Regions from separate parts of the Mus musculus genome. Here region 1 is linked to region 2. Evidence: chromatin loops called from intact Hi-C (ENCODE). Cell type or tissue: gastrocnemius. All regions are shown on one strand. Each heading gives the region's core, and the rest is flanking DNA. Links, peaks and the distances in the headings are about the cores only. Region 1 has its middle 27 kb from the start of Psmd7. Region 2 has its middle 83 kb from the start of Psmd7.

Region 1 (4,398 bases), core at 171-4,170, 56 kb after region 2:
GTGGCCTGCTGTGCGTGGATGGGAACTGAGAGAGAGTATAAAAGAGTGAGAGGCCCAGGGTTCAGGGGAGATATAAAAACAAGGGAGATATATAAACAAGGGAGATATAAAAACAAGGGAGATATAAAAACAAGGGAGATATATAAACAGGGGAGATATATAAACAAGGGAGATATAAACAAGGGAGATATATGGAGAAAGAAGAAACAGGACTGAATAAATGTGTGCAGAAGGATCCTGTAGCAGCGTCGTTCTTCCTGGCCAGTTGAGCGCGCGCAACAAGTGGTGCCGAAACCCGGGACAAGAAACATCTTCAGGCACAAGCGAAGACCCCCTGCTACAGGGAGGATTCAGAACTGCATCACGGGGAAGGAGTGGTTAATAAAAGTTCCCGTAAAACAGACTGTTGAGAAGGATCTGGCGTGGATTCAGAACTCTTCAGCTGGGGAACGGTACTGATGAAGAGAAAGAAGAAAGATGAAGACTGAATAAACTGCTGTTAGAAGGACTGGTGGCCGTGTCGTTCTTGCTGGTCGAGAGCGGGCGCGACAATTGGTGGCCCGTACGGGGAACCAACTCCCCCGCCGAGTTCAGAACTTTCAGCAGTCAGTGGTTGCCGGCAGGGTAAGTTCATGGTGAGTGAAACTTGGGACCCCAGGAGTTTGGGAAGGACCTCGGATAAAATAGAGGTGAGCATAAAGTTGCCAGGAAGTAGGCACAAAGTAACCCAGGAGTTTGGGAAGGACCTCGGATAAAATAGAGGCAAGCATAAAGTTGCCAGGAAGTAGGCACAAGGTAACGAAAGGTTCCCGGCTTTGGGACAAGATAAGGTTCCTGGCTTTGGGACAAGTTAAGGTTCCTGGTTTGGGGACAAGTTAAGGAACTATGATAACCTCGGTGTAGTGATCAATAGATCCTCGCTGTGTAGTTATGCTTTTTTCTTCCATTGACCCTTTGTGGGTAGGTCTGATAGTTTTGGTCTTGTTTGTTCTGATATATGGACTCTGTTACTGTTTGAAACTGTGTGTAGAGGCAGTCAAGACAGGTCAGAAAATCCTTACAGAGCAACAAGAAAGTATGTCGGAAAAGGAGAAGGGCTTAAAAAGAAAAAGGAAAAAGAAGACACAGTAAAATCAGGTGAACAGAAAGGACGAAACAAAAGAGCTGAGGCGGAGGAGGAAGGCGAATTAGCTTCTGCGTCCTTTCCCTATGCCTCCTCAGCAGCCACCTATAGGTGGACCTTCTGTCCAGAGATTTGGCGTATTGACTCCCCAGATGGACACAAGGTGATTGAGGTTATGGTCTCATCACCACGAGGTATTGTGTCCATCCCCCTGGGGATCGACAGGATCAGGTGTTGATGTGGGCGAGAGGGTCTGTTTGTGTGTTTCCACAGGACCAGACGGAACCTCTTTGGGTGCTGGAGAGATTGGTGAGACGCTGCAAGAATGAGGCTCCTGATCCAGTTGCCCCTGTGGATGTGGTGGATGATCCCACAAGCACAAAGGATGGAGCCGAGATGAGAGATCCTTTCGGTATTCCAGAAGCCGATACCAGCTCGACATGACGTTCACATTTTTCCATGCCTTTTTGATCCCTGAATTTCCCTTAAAGAGATAGCTCCTCTGGCTATCTATCCCTTGCTTCAGGGAAGATGAGCGGGGATGAGAGCCCTGGGATGTATGCTTGTTATAGTGTGTTTTTTGTGTTTGGCACATGTGTTAGGTGCAGAGTGTGCGGCCCGCACTTTCGCCATGGTAGCATAGGCTTTTGCTGCAGTGGAGGCGGGACAATCTCCTCAGATTCGGTTTGCCGCTCTAAAAGAAATTATGCTGCGTTATGCCGTGGGGTGCGAGGCTAAGCACTGCACAGAGGATAGCTTGCTGTTGGCATCCTGTGGAAGGCACGTCTGATTGCATGAAGGTTCAGTGTCCTAGTTCCCTTCCCCCAGGAAAAACGACACGGGAGCTGGCCAAGACCTCTCTGGGTGATGAGCCTAAGGGATGGTTTTGTGTAGGGCCCCTATGCTTGCACACTGGGGATCAGACCTCTACCTTCACCCATGAGGCTTGCTTGCAGCAATTAAGATCTGGCCATAGGTTCATTAACATCCTGGCCTTTTGATGCACCTGCCACAAGCAAAACACAATCTCCCCAGGTGTGGCTTGGCATGATAGAGAGGTAGTCAGTGATAAGACTCCCTGGGCATGTCACCAACCTAAGACAGGGATCAAACCAATGCTGTTTGTCACCCAAGGACGGGTAAGGGGCATGGCTGCGGGGGGCTATCTACAGACATTCTCTCTGCCAAAAAAGAAAAAAGGGGGAATTGTGGGGAGCGGGTGTGGCGGCAGTCCCAAAGGCGCCAGGGACTGCAGCTAAGTCATATGACTTGCACCTGACTTCCTCATATAAGACACAAACATCTTGAGTGCTGCGCAGGTGTACCAGGATACAGGTGAATCCAATTTGGTGGAGATTTGCCCCTGCTGCCCTGATTAGCTGAAGCTGCGTGCCTGGTGAGGTGGCGTGGCCTGCTGTGCGTGGATGGGAACTGAGAGAGAGTATAAAAGAGTGAGAGGCCCAGGGTTCGGGGGAGATATAAAAACAAGGGAGATATATAAACAAGGGAGATATAAAAACAAGGGAGATATAAAAACAAGGGAGATATATAAACAGGGGAGATATATAAACAAGGGAGATATAAACAAGGGAGATATATGGAGAAAGAAGAAACAGGACTGAATAAATGTGTGCAGAAGGATCCTGTAGCAGCGTCGTTCTTCCTGGCCAGTTGAGCGCGCGCATATGACTTAGCTGCAGTCCCTGGCGCCTTTGGGACTGCCGCCACACCCGCTCCCCACAACCTACCATCAAATGCTGGCCTCCACACAAGCACGCATGCACCACACACACACACACACACACACATGCACACCACGCCCACGAACATGCATGCACACACACCAAAAAGTACTAAGTGTGAAAAGCTTCCATCCATAACAGTGGACTTCAAAGCAGAGCCACTAATCATTAAAGCCTGCAAGTGCTAATGAGCAGCACTGCGGCCGATATCTGGTTCCAATGATGGGCTCAATGGCCACAAATACAGTCCTCAAAGGAGCACATCCCTGCCTTCAAATCCACCACACAGCATCCTTGGGAGAAGACTGGAGCATCGCAGATAAAAGCAACATCTTAAGCACACTTTTTCTGGTCATAACCAAGTGTGTGCATGTGCAAACAACAACAACAAAAAAAACTTTTTGAATGATTTCCCCAACTCCATGTGTGACCTGACCCTAAATAGCAGCCTCCTCTGTCCATTCCCCTGCCCCAGTCACGATAAATACACTGTGTCCATCACACAGCGCATTGCCTTTGGCTGTTGCTCATTAGTCTGCCTCTCATTTCCCTACCACTTTTCCTGACATTCCAGAGGCTGAGGTGATTGTTCTACACGGCAAATACTGCCCTCAGAGCCGCACACATTAATAACAATTCTATGCGGTGTCCTGGGAGCCCACAGGCTCTTAGATAAATATATTGGAAAGATAAAGTTGGTAGGGTTTCCCAAACCGCCCCACCACCACCACCACCATTGCCCCACCCAAAGATCTTTCCTTAAGTCAGCATGGAACTTTTGTAAGGATGAGTCGCAGCTACCCAAGGACCAGCCTTGTTTTTTCAATTCACTGCTCACCAAGACAACATAATAAACACAGCCTCAGAGGTTCCCTCCAGCTCACCAAACTATCACAGATGCCATAGTTCCCACCTTATGGTGCTTCCAGGCATAGACTGGCTACTCCTTTTCTGTGTTCGCTGAAATTCTAGTCAAAGGCCTATTTTCCACTACGGGATGCTACTAACGGTGTTACGATAAGCCAGGAGAGCAAAGTTTATTCCATAATCCACTAATAATCACTGAGCTTTTTAACAACAACAAAAAAAATAATAATAACGGCAAACTATTGAGGTGGGCCGGGGGGTCGACATCTGTTTTCACCATTCTTGTTTGGGGCGCTGTTAGATGTCCTTGTGCCCTTTCATAAGTGACTAATAGGAAAGACAACTTGACGCAACTTCATTGACGGTTGGTTCCAGTTAGCAGTCGCTCTTTAAACTGCCCGACATAAAAGCATACGTTTTAGGGGGGGAAAGTTGACCCCAAAACTGCTTCATAAAATAAAGCATTTCATTTTTCAAAGCGTTAGGATTGTTTGAGAAGCCCTTGTACTAAAAAGCCCCAAGAGTTCTGGTGTGTGTGTGTGTGTGTGTGTGTGTGTGTGTGTGTATGTATGTGTGTGTGTGTATGTGTGTTTAAAGAGAGAAAGTTAAAAGTTTCCACCTTAAATATCAGAGACTAGAGACTTTATAGTACAATAAGTGTCAGAA
Region 2 (4,398 bases), core at 129-4,128:
GAAAGCCTTCATCAATGCTTAGATATATGATAATCACTTGCTCTATGTCTGACGCAGAAGCCAAGTTGAACAGGATGTGATACGAGCCATCCAACCGAGCAAGCAAAGCAACTCAGTGTTTTAAGGCAAGAGCAGATGAGGGGCCCATGAGTAGAAGGGAGGGGGCAGAACATTTGATACTTAAGAGCAGAAGCCACAGGAGTGGCACTAAATTAATAGGAGGAGATTGAGTAAAGGCTAAAGAGAAAAACAATCCTTACATGTCAGTTGCGGTTAATTATTATTTATTACCCAAGTCAATAGAATTTTTCCACAAAATAGAGTCACTTACCAAAAGCAAATTTATACCATATAAAATGTCCATAGAATAAATAGTCCCTTCCCAGAAACTGCTTGGGTTTTTTAACGGCATGGGGACATTTCAGCTCTTCCATTCCATCTTTGCACCTCTCTCAGCATCACAAGAGCAGTGGGGGTAAGTGAAGCTCCCACACCATAACCAGACTACAGAGGTCTGGGGGACAGGGAAGCTGGAGAGATGGCTTAGCAGTTAAGAGCCCCTACTGCCCTTCTAGAGGGAGGACCTGAGTTCAATTCCCAGCACCTACATCAGGTAGCTCACGACTGTCTGTAACTCCAACTCCAGAGGATTAGGTGCCTTCTCTGGTCTCCCCAGGAACCTCACCCACATTTGCTATACACGCAGAGACACACATAACTCTTACAAAATGGCGACGGCTTGATAAGGAACAGCATCCATCCATGAGTCCAGCTTTCCGGATTCATCTGCTGAAGAACACGGTATTTTAGCATTATCTAAGATGTTTTGTTAAGAGGTCAACTTGGAAAACTCAAGTTGCAGTGTCTCCATAACAGAGACAAAAGGGAGCCAAACTAGACCTGGTGTGACAAGATCCCTTCCCCCTTTCAGAACGTTATCCACGTGAGAGGGCCTCTCACAGACCTGCTGTATGGCTGCCCTCTCTAAACTACCACTGTCTCATTAGCGTGGGGCACTTTCCAGCTTGTGTGAAACCAGGCAAGTACTAGTTAAGGCCACTAACCAGCCCTCTGGATCCTACTTCTGCCATGAAGGTGTTTGGCCACACAGCTAACCGCACTGATTTCAGAGAAAATTCTCTTTGCAAATAGGCTACCCAACATCCTAAACACGATGAATGTCTTCCTGGTTTTTAAAGTTTATACTCCCCCTGACGATGGAATTCTGTATGGGAATATCAAAATTCTAGTAACAAAGGCAATTTTTTTTTGAAGCGATCAAAAGGTAGAAACCATTATTAGAATAATAAAAACATTTTTGTTACTTAAAAACCCATGTTTCTAAGAAAAGCAGCCTTATTAACCAACATTTGCTCAATAGGCAATTTTCCCCGTTTAATTTTCATAAATAGATCGCTTTGAAAGCTATTTCCCCCTAACAAAAGCTTGCACAGTAACAACAAATGATACGTCTTCAAATTTTAATTAATGTCAATAGCTTTATTTCGCTTCCAAGCAGCTTACAGAAACATGTTATTAATATAATTTCATTTAAGGGATAGGCATTTGTTTTCTATTTTTAAGACTAGGTGGGGCTAGGATTCTGGCTCTGTCAATGTCATTTAAGCATTCCTGTTCTATGCCTCTATCTAATAAATTAAATCAGCATTTTAATTGTGCCCATGTTTTGTGGTTCCTGGCAGCACAGAAAGATTCTCTTCTGAGCTCATGACTCCCTCCCCTGTACAAAACCCCACTGAGTGATTAATTGCTAGTCTGGAAGATATAAATATGTCTCTCAATAGAGACAGTATGGACGGCTGAAAGCCCCGGCTTTAGACATCTCCACGGGGCGCCTTAGCATACAGACATCCTCCTAATTCAAACAAGACTCTGGCTCCAGCGCCCAGGGACAGCTCTACCATGACACACTGCGCCTCTGTGGAACAGTGCATTTGTTTTAATTAACATCGTTTGGGATGTATCCAAGAACCAGAGGGAATCAGGCTTTTGAGACGGAAACACAGGGATTTCTTGAGGTGTCTCTGACTCTAGCATAGTAGAAAATGAGCTTGGGTCTTTTAAAAGCCCCATCTTTATATAAAACTATTTTGGTTACACCCTGACATTAATCACGGGTCCTTCTAAGGGAAAGATTTGGCCAAAAAAATCATAACTTTGTAAGTGATGTTATAAACCAGAAGGTCTGTTTGCCGAGCCTCGGGGTCACATCTGTGTACACCGGGGAGCCCTCGTTATCTCTAGAACCCAGACAAGGCTAGAGAAGGGACTTGATAGAGTTTCCTTTTAACTCCAAACAGCAAACCAAAGTCTAAACCAAGATCTCATGGGATCCCAAGCCCTCCTATAGGACCCAGATGGGTACAGAGCTGTCCAAAGCGCACGTGGCCACTTGACTTGAAAATGAAACTGGTTTAAGAACTCTGACTAGAAGCCAGCTAATACCTGAAGACCTTTTTTGGGTTAACCCTTTGTATGAATTATCATTCAGGCTCTGCCAAACCTAAGTATCTTGACCCCCATCTCCTTTAACGATGTTCAAGAAGCTTAATGGTGACAGAGGGCGACAAGATCATACATCGTTCTAGCCACTCCAGAATCACAAACATCACGGGCCTAACCACCCTGTTTGAATCGAGATGAGAAAATAATCCTTCAAAAGCCAGTATATATTCTACGACAAAACAATGTCCTTGGTATACAGGTATACTGTCCTGTTTGATCTTACCTGGCATTTGTGAAAGAGATTTTTGCATATGATCAAACATAAAAGCCAATCACTCAGGAATATAAATTTGAACCAGAGCTCTGTAATACAATAATTGCCATCATATTCTTAACTTCTTTCACAAAACAGTGGGTCGTCAGTATATCACTATCCAAGCAGTGGTCCTCAACCTTCGTAATGCTGAGACCCTTCAATACAGCTCCTCATGAAATGTGAACCCCCAACCAGAGTTACTCTCATTGCTACGTCATAACTATAATTTTGCTTCTGTTATTAATTGTAATGTAATTATCTGATATTCAGGGTGATCTTAGGTGACCCTTGTGAAACATCAACCTTCCAAAGGGGGGTCGTGACCCATAGGTTGAGAACCTGTGCCGTAGCGCCTTTCCAACTTCCATTCTCAAGTTTTTACAACTCTGAGCCCATTCATGGCAACAGGCCCTGGAGAGCCTATGAGACAGTGAGAGGCCCTGGGAAGACAGGCTCCCATCACCCTAGTTATGGCAACCATGAACCAGCCAAGCCTTACAATCTACCAGCAACAAGCAACCTTTGACAAGATTAGCCAAGCATAGCTCAGACCAGAAGGACCAGCCCTACAGAGCCCAGCCAGAACTCTCAGCCCCCTATATCAAAAGCTAAATTAATTGGCTACATTTTGTTGTTGCTGCTGTTGCTGTTGTTGTTGAAATTTCTTTTTTTTTTTTTTTTTTTTTTTTTGGTTTGGGGGTTTTGTTTTGTGTTTTGTTGTTGTTGTTTTTGTTTAGTTTTTGGGGTTCAGGTTTTTTGTTTTGTTTTGAGACAGAGTTTCTCTGTGTTGCCCTAGAACTCCCTCTATAGACCAGGCTAGGCTAAAAGACTCACAGAGATCCACCCACCTCTGCCTCCAGAGTGCTGAGATTAAAGGCATGCACCATCATGACCCAGCAATTGGCTCCATTGTTAATGACTAAGTTCAGGAGTAGTTTGGTGTAGAAACATGATACAGGTTTCAGAACCTCAACGAACACCCTTCCCAGGTTTCAGCGAAGGTCAAGTGTCCCATTGTGTCAAAGCCTTTGTCACACGCTGAAGCTCGTACCTACTGATCACCCAGTTCCTCTTAATTCTCTACAACTTTTTTTTCCTGAAACAAAATTTAGTGCTTGACTAACGAGTGTCTCATACAATTTTCTAAGGGGTATCTAAATATGATTCATGATTCACATGCCAATTATATTTAGTTTTTTAGTAGCCAGCACACTGAACTCATAGTTATTCAGTAGACACTTTTGCCTTATTTAGCCATGGCTTCAGCTTGCAACAATGCCACATGCAAACCTCTTCCTATCTGGAACATGTAGCTCTATTTAGCCCACTCTAGCACAGAGGAGGCTCAGTCATTTTTAAAAAAATTAATTAATGATAATTTCCATATTAAAATATAATACATTTTGTAAGACAATAAAGCAAAACAATTTAACAAATTTTTTTAAATCACCAAAAAAGCAAAATTAAAAAAAAAAAAAACAAAAGCAAAAACCAGGAGAAAAAGTTAAATTTAACATGTAAAGGTCTACTATCCATAATATACAGAGCAATCCCATAACATGATAAAGAAAGACAAAGAATTCCAAAGAAAGTGGGATGCTTAGGGGTATAAACAG

The links. A loop is a pair of places that touch in the nucleus more often than their neighbours do. Peaks named below come from ENCODE experiments on the same cell type or tissue, not always from the same donor. Only the 100,000 strongest peaks of a DNase experiment are listed, where the experiment ranks them.
Region 1: it touches region 2 in a loop (2.4-fold over the local background); 3 of 42 quality-filtered maps call a loop at or near these places.

What each region holds. Positions count from the first base shown.
Region 1 is chr8:107,612,875-107,617,272 of GRCm38, reverse strand. No RefSeq gene overlaps it. Among named protein-coding and RNA genes, the nearest start is that of Psmd7, 27 kb to the right of the region's middle. In gastrocnemius, for the core only: no CTCF peak of the experiment used is centred there; no DNase peak of the experiment used is centred there.
Region 2 is chr8:107,669,136-107,673,533 of GRCm38, reverse strand. No RefSeq gene overlaps it. Among named protein-coding and RNA genes, the nearest start is that of Psmd7, 83 kb to the right of the region's middle. In gastrocnemius, for the core only: no CTCF peak of the experiment used is centred there; a DNase peak (open chromatin) is centred at 1,872.